Regions from separate parts of the Mus musculus genome. Here all the other regions are linked to region 2. The links are chromatin contacts, found by POLR2A ChIA-PET in ENCODE. All regions are on one chromosome and are shown on one strand. The core of a region is the stretch at or near the end of the contact, and the rest is flanking DNA. Distances in the headings are between cores, read along the strand shown. Region 1 has its middle 24 kb from the start of Fscn1. Region 2 holds the start of Rnf216 (ring finger protein 216). Region 3 holds the start of Actb (actin, beta).

Evidence for each region. ChIA-PET counts read pairs that join two places held with the same protein, here RNA polymerase II (POLR2A).
Region 1: POLR2A ChIA-PET joins it to region 2 with 12 read pairs in Patski. The contact joins the enhancer-like site here to the promoter of Rnf216 in region 2. POLR2A ChIA-PET finds 5 or more read pairs at or near these places in 2 of 5 experiments (Patski and embryonic stem cell).
Region 3: POLR2A ChIA-PET joins it to region 2 with 20 read pairs in embryonic stem cell. The contact joins the promoter of Actb here to the promoter of Rnf216 in region 2. POLR2A ChIA-PET finds 5 or more read pairs at or near these places in 4 of 5 experiments (Patski and embryonic stem cell).

Annotation. Positions count from the first base shown.
Region 1 is chr5:142,934,462-142,937,322 of GRCm38, reverse strand. No RefSeq gene overlaps it. Among named protein-coding and RNA genes, the nearest start is that of Fscn1, 24 kb to the left of the region's middle. Within about 2 kb of position 1,547, at least 1 of the 3 ENCODE cell types and tissues checked has a DNase peak (open chromatin) inside an H3K27ac peak, as active enhancers do.
Region 2 is chr5:143,111,586-143,114,450 of GRCm38, reverse strand. It overlaps Rnf216 (ring finger protein 216), which reads left to right and starts at 1,431. Exons shown (of 17, transcript NM_080561.4): 1 at 1,431-1,552.
Region 3 is chr5:142,905,379-142,908,091 of GRCm38, reverse strand. Actb (actin, beta) reads left to right here and starts at 1,338. Exons shown (of 6, transcript NM_007393.5): 1 at 1,338-1,440; 2 at 2,400-2,528; 3 at 2,616-2,713. The coding sequence starts at 2,406.

The sequences.
Region 1 (2,861 bases), core at 298-2,797, 180 kb after region 2:
TAATGGGATCTGATGCTCTCTTCTGGTATGTTTGAAGACAGCTACAGTGTAATTACATATAACAATAAATAAATCTTTTTAAAAAGCCAGGCGTGGTGGTGCACGCCTTTAATCCCAGCCTCAGGAGGCAGAGGCAGGCGAATTTCTGAGTTCGAGGCCAGCCTGGTCTACAAAGTGAGTTCCAGGACAGCCAGGGCTACATAGAGAACCCCTGTCTCGAAAAACCAAAAAAAAAAAAAAAAAGAAAAGAAAAGAAAAGCTGGACTCCTGGCGCCCCATAGAGACTGCTGGCCCCTGCCTCCTATAAGCCTGTGTCACAGGCTTGTGCCACATCGCCAGTGTACACACCCAGCACAGGAACATTTCCTGTATCTCTTCTCTGCTGCTACTCTTCCCCTATCTAGGCTAGCTGGCCAGCGAGCCAGTTTCCTGGAGATTCTCCTGTCTCATTCTCTCGTCTTGCTATAGGAGTTCTGGGGTTACAGATGCATGGCCCTGAATCCAGTTTTTCGTGTGCATACCAAGGATTAAACTCAGGTCATCTAGACAGAATCTCTTTACATACCTACATAGCCCTGGCTGTCTTGGAACTTACTAGGCAGACCAGGCTGGCCTCAAACTCATAGAGATCGGCCTGCCTCGGCCTCCTAAGCCTTAGGATTAAAGGCCTTCACAACCAGGCCTGGGATATTTTGCCTTTTAGAACTCAGAATTCTTCCTCCTAAATGGGTCTGTGGGCGTCTCCCCTGCAGTTCTCCGCATAGGCAGGTACAGCCCCGCCCAGCCTGAGTCGATGGGCGCGTCTCTGTCGCCACCTGGCGGCTGCCGTGAACATAGCAGCCTATCCCGGAGAGGCGATTCGAGGTCTGAACTACGTGGAATTCAAAGAGTGGGGCCCTCTTTTCTTCCGTCCCTAAGAAAAGTAAACCCCAGAGCTGAGCCCAGCCTGTAATTGTCCTCCTAGCAATGGTGGACGTCTTCCCTAAGGAGGACAAGTTGGAATCGGACCTGGAGAGCTTGCATTTGTTTTCAAGCGCCGCACAAAGCTGGGTGCCCAACGCTCAGACAGAAATCCAGCAAGAATCACTCTTAACGTTGTTACGCTCATGTGTGAGAACTAAGGCTGAGTGAGGAACAAGGGCACCTCTACCCAAAGCCACCTACCACCACAGGACCCTTGCACTACCTGTGCTCTGTGTCTGGATCACCTGCAAGCCAAGACAGTGAGTCCACTGTCACAGTCAAAGTCCCTGGTCCAGCAAGGAGACATCTGCAAGTCCATATAGCTTGGATGGGCAAAATTGTCCAGGCACAAACTCAAAAGTGCCCGTGTGTGGAGTAATGTTAGTGGGCAGCTGTGTGTCCAGATCCATGCAACTGGGTAGCAGCATAGGGACTTGTTAGATCCAGAGTAAAATGTCCCTAATGGCCTGCTCAGAGCTATTGGCTCCCAGCTTCAGATCCGCTAGTCTCCTCTGGGCCACAGGATGCAACGATAAACTACATCTCCCAGAATCCCTGGCGGCCAGCTTCCTGTTAGGGTTTGCCAATAGGAGGCACCAGAGCTCAACCGGCCTGTGGTGGACCTTCCTATGGGTCACCTAGGAGAAACCCTTCACAGAAGCACGCTTTGAAACACAACTTAATAATAATGCCGGGCATGGTGGCACAGACCTTTAATCCCAGTACTGTGGGAGACAGAGGCAGGCAAATCTCTGTGAGTTCAAGGCCAGCCTGGTCTACATATCAAGTTCCATACCAGCCTGGGCTACATTTTAAGAACCTATCTCAGAACAAACAGCGCAGACAGGATAGTCATGCCTGAAGGAGCTGGTGCACATCTGTCATCCCAGCACTTGAGAAGAAGAGGCAGGAGGATGAAAAGTGCGAGCCCAGCCTCAGCTACATAGCAAGCTCCAGGGTAGCCTGGCCTATGTGAGAATCTGTCTCAAAAATGCAAAATGACTAAATAAGAAATAAAAAAAAATAAGCCAGGCATGGTGGCACAGCATTAGGAAGGCAGGGGCAGGAAGAGCTCTGTGAGTTAGAGACCAACCTGAGAGACCTTGTCTTATAAATCAACCAATCAATCAATCAATCAATCAATAAAAGGGCAGAGTTAAACAGTAGCCAGGTGTGGGGTGCACATAGAATTTCAGCACCTGAAAGGCAGAGACAGGCGGGAACTCTGATGAGTTCAAGGGGCCTGTTCCACATGGAGAGTTTCAGGGAAGCCAAGGCTATGCAGTTAGACCGTGTTTTTTGTTTTTTGTTTTTGTTTTTGTTTTTTTAAGATTTATTTATTTTGTGTATGAATACACTGTAGCTATTTTCAGACAGACCAGAAGAGGGCATCAGACCCCATTAGAGATGGTTGTGAGTCAACATGTGGTTGCTGGGAATTGAATTCAGGACCTTTGGAAGAGCAGTCAGTGCTCTTAACCACTGAGCCATCTCTCCAGTGGACCCTGTTTGTTTGTTTTTTGTTTGTTTATTTGTTTGTTTGTTTGTTTGTTTCGAGACTGGGTTTCTCTGTATAGCTCTGGCTGTCCTGGAACTCACTTTGTAGACCAGGCTGGCCTGGAACTCAGAAATCCGCCTGCCTCTGCCTCCAGAGTGCTGGGATTAAAGGCATGCACCACCACGCCAGGCAGACCCTGTATTGTTTGTTTGTTTGTTTGTTTGTTTGTTTTGTTTTTGCTTTTTGAGACAGTTTCTCTGTAGCTCTGGCTGTCCTGGAACTCACTCTATCAACCAGGCTGGCCTTGGCCTCGAACTCAGAGATGTGCCTGCCTTTGCCTCCCAAACACTGGGATTAAAGGCATGCACCACCACTGCCAGAAGATTCCTTCCTTTTCTTA
Region 2 (2,865 bases), core at 182-2,681:
TGAGGCCCTGGGTTCAATCTCAGAAACACACACACATACAACATATACACATACACACAAGTGTACACACACAAGCAAAGACACACAGAGCACACACACAAGCATATACACACACACATACACACAAGCACACATAACATACACAAGCACGTCATACACTCATTTGTATACAACATACACACACATAAGCACAGACACACAGAGCACACACATAACATATACACATACACACAAGCACACACACAGAGCACAAACACACCATATACACACATACACACACAAGCATATCTACACACGCACATCCACACAAGCACACATAACATACATAAGCACAGACACACAGAGCACACATACACACATGAGCACAGATACACATATATACAAGCACACATAATATACACACACACAAGCACACCACACACTCATATTCATATATATATATATATATATATATATATATATATATATATATATATATAACATAAACACAAGCACAGGCACACATTACATATACACACCATATACACATACGCATATAAGCACACATACACACACTCATACACACAAGCATACACAACATATACACACACACACAAGCACACACACTTATACATACACAACCTATAGAAGCCCAGACAGAGCACACAGATACATCATACACATACATATACACACATACAACCACACACACAACTTGAGGTTTTTTTATTTATTTAAAAAAAAATTTTTTTTGAGACAGGATTTCTCTGTGTAGCCCTGGCTATACTGAACTCACTCTGTAGATCAGGCTGGCCTCGAACTCAGGGCTTCCTCTGCCTCCCAAGTGCTGGGATCAAAGGTGTGGACCATCACTGCCTGGCTGAAAAAAATTCAATTTCTATTTTTTATTTTGATTTTATGCATATGCATGTTTTGCCTGCATGTATATCGGTGTACAACTTGCATGCTTGGTGCCCACAGAGGCTGGAAGAGATCGTCAGGGATCTTCTAGAACTGAAATTACAGACCACTGTGAGCTGCAATGAGGGTTCCATGAATCAAATTTGGGTCGGTGCTCTTGAGCGCTGGCCAGCACTCCAACCTTGATTGAACAGAGCTGGAACTTTTACTCTTCACCAAATACCTTGGGAGGAGAGTTGGGTCATTTTACCTTTCTCACCTGGTACAGAGCATCACCTCAAGAGGGGATAGATACGTGATTAATCGGTTGATTTCATAGCTAAATCGGGGCGGCTACAGTGACCCTGTGGTTCAGCTGTTCTTTTGTCTTCCCACAGCAAGGAGGAGTCAAGGTTCTGCAGTCGTGGAGCCTGGATGGAGGCCGGCTAGGCACCCATCTCTATGGTCTCGCTCTCCAGGTCCCTCCTCCCCGACTGTCCGCGTCCCTCTATGGTTCTTCCTGTTATTAGTCGGGAGGGGGCGCTGCGCGCAGGCGCGAGGTGGACGCGGTGGCGAGGCCGGAAGGAACGCAGTAGCGGCCTCGGTGGCGGCGGCGGCGGTCGCAGCGGCGGCGGTCGCAGCGGGGGAGCTTTTCCAGCGGCTGCTTCTTCAGGTGAACTTGAGACTGAACTCCCGGGCGTCGAGCCGCGCTCGCGGAGCTGGGCTGGCTGTGTTGGGGCGAGTCCGTGATGGGCGCTCGCGCGCGCGGTCTCCCGGGGCTGCGGGTCGAGCGAGGAGAGTGGCCTCCCGCCGGGGCGCCACCGGGGTGGGGGCGGGGCCCGAGGGGGACGCGCTCGCGAGCCCCGGGGGCCCGGGGACCCGCGCGGGGGGTGACGGGAGGGGAGCGACGCCGACGACCGCTGGCCTGCCGGCTCCCCTCCCGTCACTTGAGGAAGTTTCTCGGGCCGGCCTGCTGCGCGGGGGGCGCCGAGCTGCTGAGAGACGGTTCTCTGGCGGCTCGCTCTGGTGGCCGCGCTCCCCACCGCGGCCTGGAGAAGCGGAAGAGGCGACCGACTGGCGACTTCGAACTCCAGCCCGGGCCAGTTTGGGGCCCCTTGGAGTCCAAGTTGACGCCTGTCATCCCAGTCTGAGCTCCCGAGTGAAGGGGACTTGAAACTCCTGCAGTCGGGAGTCCCGGTGCGTGGTAGCGGAGAGCGCTCCCGTGCGCGTGGCACCCTGGGGTGAGCGGCAAGACCCACGCTCGAGGGGACGAGGCGGCCCCTCGTGGGGCTCCTCGGTGATCCCGAACTCCTTGCATCTCCAAAGGGTGCAATGACTTGGTATCCTCTTCTCCATTGTGCTAAGTGTCTTGGACGCCATCTCCGCTGGGGTTTGTCTTGGATTCGTTTCTTTTCTTTTCTTCATTTTTTTTTTTTTTTTAATTTTTCTGCATAGCCGAGGCTAGCCTGAAACCTGAAAAGTAGAGGCTGGGCCCAAGGGACTCAGGAATTTGCATGCCTCTGCCCTGGTGTAGGCCACCCCACCACATCTTGCCATTATGTTGTTATTGTTATTGTTATTGTTATTGTTATTGTTATTGTTGAGTCTAACTGTAGCCCTTGCGGGCATGTAGCTCAGAGGTCTGCTTGCCTCTGCTTCCTGATTAAAGGCATGTGTCATTTTTCTCCTACTCAACAGCCGCTCTACCTTTGAGCTCCACTCTCAACTCCTTGCTGGATTTTTTTGTTGTTGTTGTTTTGTTTTTTGTTTTTCGCGACAGGGTTTTTCTGTGCAGTTCTGCCTGTCCTGAAACTCACTTTGTAGACCTCAGAACTCAGAAATCCGCCTGCCTCTGCCTCCCAAGTGCTGGGATTAAAGGCATGCGCCGCCGCCGCCGCCGCCACCACCACCACCGCCCAGCTTCCTTGCTGGATTTTTGTTTGTTTGGTTTGGTTTGGGTGAGACTAATGGATTTATTGTGTTTTC
Region 3 (2,713 bases), core at 89-2,588, 210 kb after region 2:
AATGCCCTGCCACCAGCCAAGAACAAGGAAGCTGGCCACTGTAGTCCATATATGGATGAAGCCTTCTTTGGTTTCAACACCTACACTTTGTGAGCCAGTGAACACCTACCTATGCATGCACTGAGGCACGGCAGGCCCAGAGCATCTCACCTGAAGCACCCTTCTTGCCTAAATCCAGCTTTCTGTCACACTCTCCCAGAAGGTGCGTGTCCTTCTAAGCTAAGCTGAGGGATCCGGCCCTCAACCCTGACCCCGTGTGTAGCTCTCAGCCAAATAGCTGGCTTGCTAAGTAGAACACTGGTACTTAGGTGAGGGGGACAGGGGCTGCTTCTCTCTGGAGGATTTGGGGCTCCGGTGACCACCAACTTTTCCCTGAGCAGCTTGTCACTCCCAGAATCCCCACGGCTGGCAGATGGACTAGTGCACAACTCAGCTGTGGCTGCACATAATAAATAGAGGATAGATGGTGGGCCCCAGCCCAGCGATGTCTGGCAGTCACCCAGAGACACTAGCTAACGGCCCAGGCTTAGTCTTGCCTGGGTGTGATCAGGCAGTTCTCCAAAAGTGCCTGACTCCATGAGAAGTTTTGTTTGTTCTATTGAGCACAGTTCCTTTCTAGATCCGGGGCAGGGGATATCTGGAGGCATCTTCTTGCAACACCTCCAGTTATTGGACCACTGGGGCTCGCCCTATGCTTGGGATAGGATGGCCTTGAGTCTCTAAGAGGTCAAGATCCATGAAAACCTCTCCAACCAGAGTTCTGCTTCCAAGTTGAACCCCAACACACCTAGCAAATTAGAACCACAGCAGAAGGGGCCCCCCCGGATCTGGCTTTCCGGCTATTGCTAGCAATTGCTAGCAAGGGGGAGTGACTCTCTGTCCATTCAATCCAGGCCCCGCGTGTCCCTCAAACAAGAGGCCACACAAATAGGGTCCGGGCCTCGATGCTGACCCTCATCCACTTAAGTGCTCGATATCCACGTGACATCCACACCCAGAGGGTCCTGGGGTGGTTGGGTGACCCCCAGAATGCAGGCCTAGTAACCGAGACATTGAATGGGGCAGTGTCCACAAGGGCGGAGGCTATTCCTGTACATCTGGGCCTACGGAGCCAGCACCCATCGCCAAAACTCTTCATCCTCTTCCTCAATCTCGCTTTCTCTCTCGCTTTTTTTTTTTTTCTTCTTCTTTTTTTTTTTTTTTTTCAAAAGGAGGGGAGAGGGGGTAAAAAAATGCTGCACTGTGCGGCGAGGCCGGTGAGTGAGCGACGCGGAGCCAATCAGCGCCCGCCGTTCCGAAAGTTGCCTTTTATGGCTCGAGTGGCCGCTGTGGCGTCCTATAAAACCCGGCGGCGCAACGCGCAGCCACTGTCGAGTCGCGTCCACCCGCGAGCACAGCTTCTTTGCAGCTCCTTCGTTGCCGGTCCACACCCGCCACCAGGTAAGCAGGGACGCCGGGCCCAGCGGGCCTTCGCTCTCTCGTGGCTAGTACCTCACTGCAGGGTCCTGAGGATCACTCAGAACGGACACCATGGGCGGGTGGAGGGTGGTGCCGGGCCGCGGAGCGGACACTGGCACAGCCAACTTTACGCCTAGCGTGTAGACTCTTTGCAGCCACATTCCCGCGGTGTAGACACTCGTGGGCCCGCTCCCGCTCGGTGCGTGGGGCTTGGGGACACACTAGGGTCGCGGTGTGGGCATTTGATGAGCCGGTGCGGCTTGCGGGTGTTAAAAGCCGTATTAGGTCCATCTTGAGAGTACACAGTATTGGGAACCAGACGCTACGATCACGCCTCAATGGCCTCTGGGTCTTTGTCCAAACCGGTTTGCCTATTCGGCTTGCCGGGCGGGCGGGCGGGCGGGCGGGCGCGGCAGGGCCGGCTCGGCCGGGTGGGGGCTGGGATGCCACTGCGCGTGCGCTCTCTATCACTGGGCATCGAGGCGCGTGTGCGCTAGGGAGGGAGCTCTTCCTCTCCCCCTCTTCCTAGTTAGCTGCGCGTGCGTATTGAGGCTGGGAGCGCGGCTGCCCGGGGTTGGGCGAGGGCGGGGCCGTTGTCCGGAAGGGGCGGGGTCACAGTGGCACGGGCGCCTTGTTTGCGCTTCCTGCTGGGTGTGGTCGCCTCCCGCGCGCGCACAAGCCGCCCGTCGGCGCAGTGTAGGCGGAGCTTGCGCCCGTTTGGGGAGGGGGCGGAGGTCTGGCTTCCTGCCCTAGGTCCGCCTCCGGGCCAGCGTTTGCCTTTTATGGTAATAATGCGGCCGGTCTGCGCTTCCTTTGTCCCCTGAGCTTGGGCGCGCGCCCCCTGGCGGCTCGAGCCCGCGGCTTGCCGGAAGTGGGCAGGGCGGCAGCGGCTGCTCTTGGCGGCCCCGAGGTGACTATAGCCTTCTTTTGTGTCTTGATAGTTCGCCATGGATGACGATATCGCTGCGCTGGTCGTCGACAACGGCTCCGGCATGTGCAAAGCCGGCTTCGCGGGCGACGATGCTCCCCGGGCTGTATTCCCCTCCATCGTGGGCCGCCCTAGGCACCAGGTAAGTGACCTGTTACTTTGGGAGTGGCAAGCCTGGGGTTTTCTTGGGGATCGATGCCGGTGCTAAGAAGGCTGTTCCCTTCCACAGGGTGTGATGGTGGGAATGGGTCAGAAGGACTCCTATGTGGGTGACGAGGCCCAGAGCAAGAGAGGTATCCTGACCCTGAAGTACCCCATTGAACATGG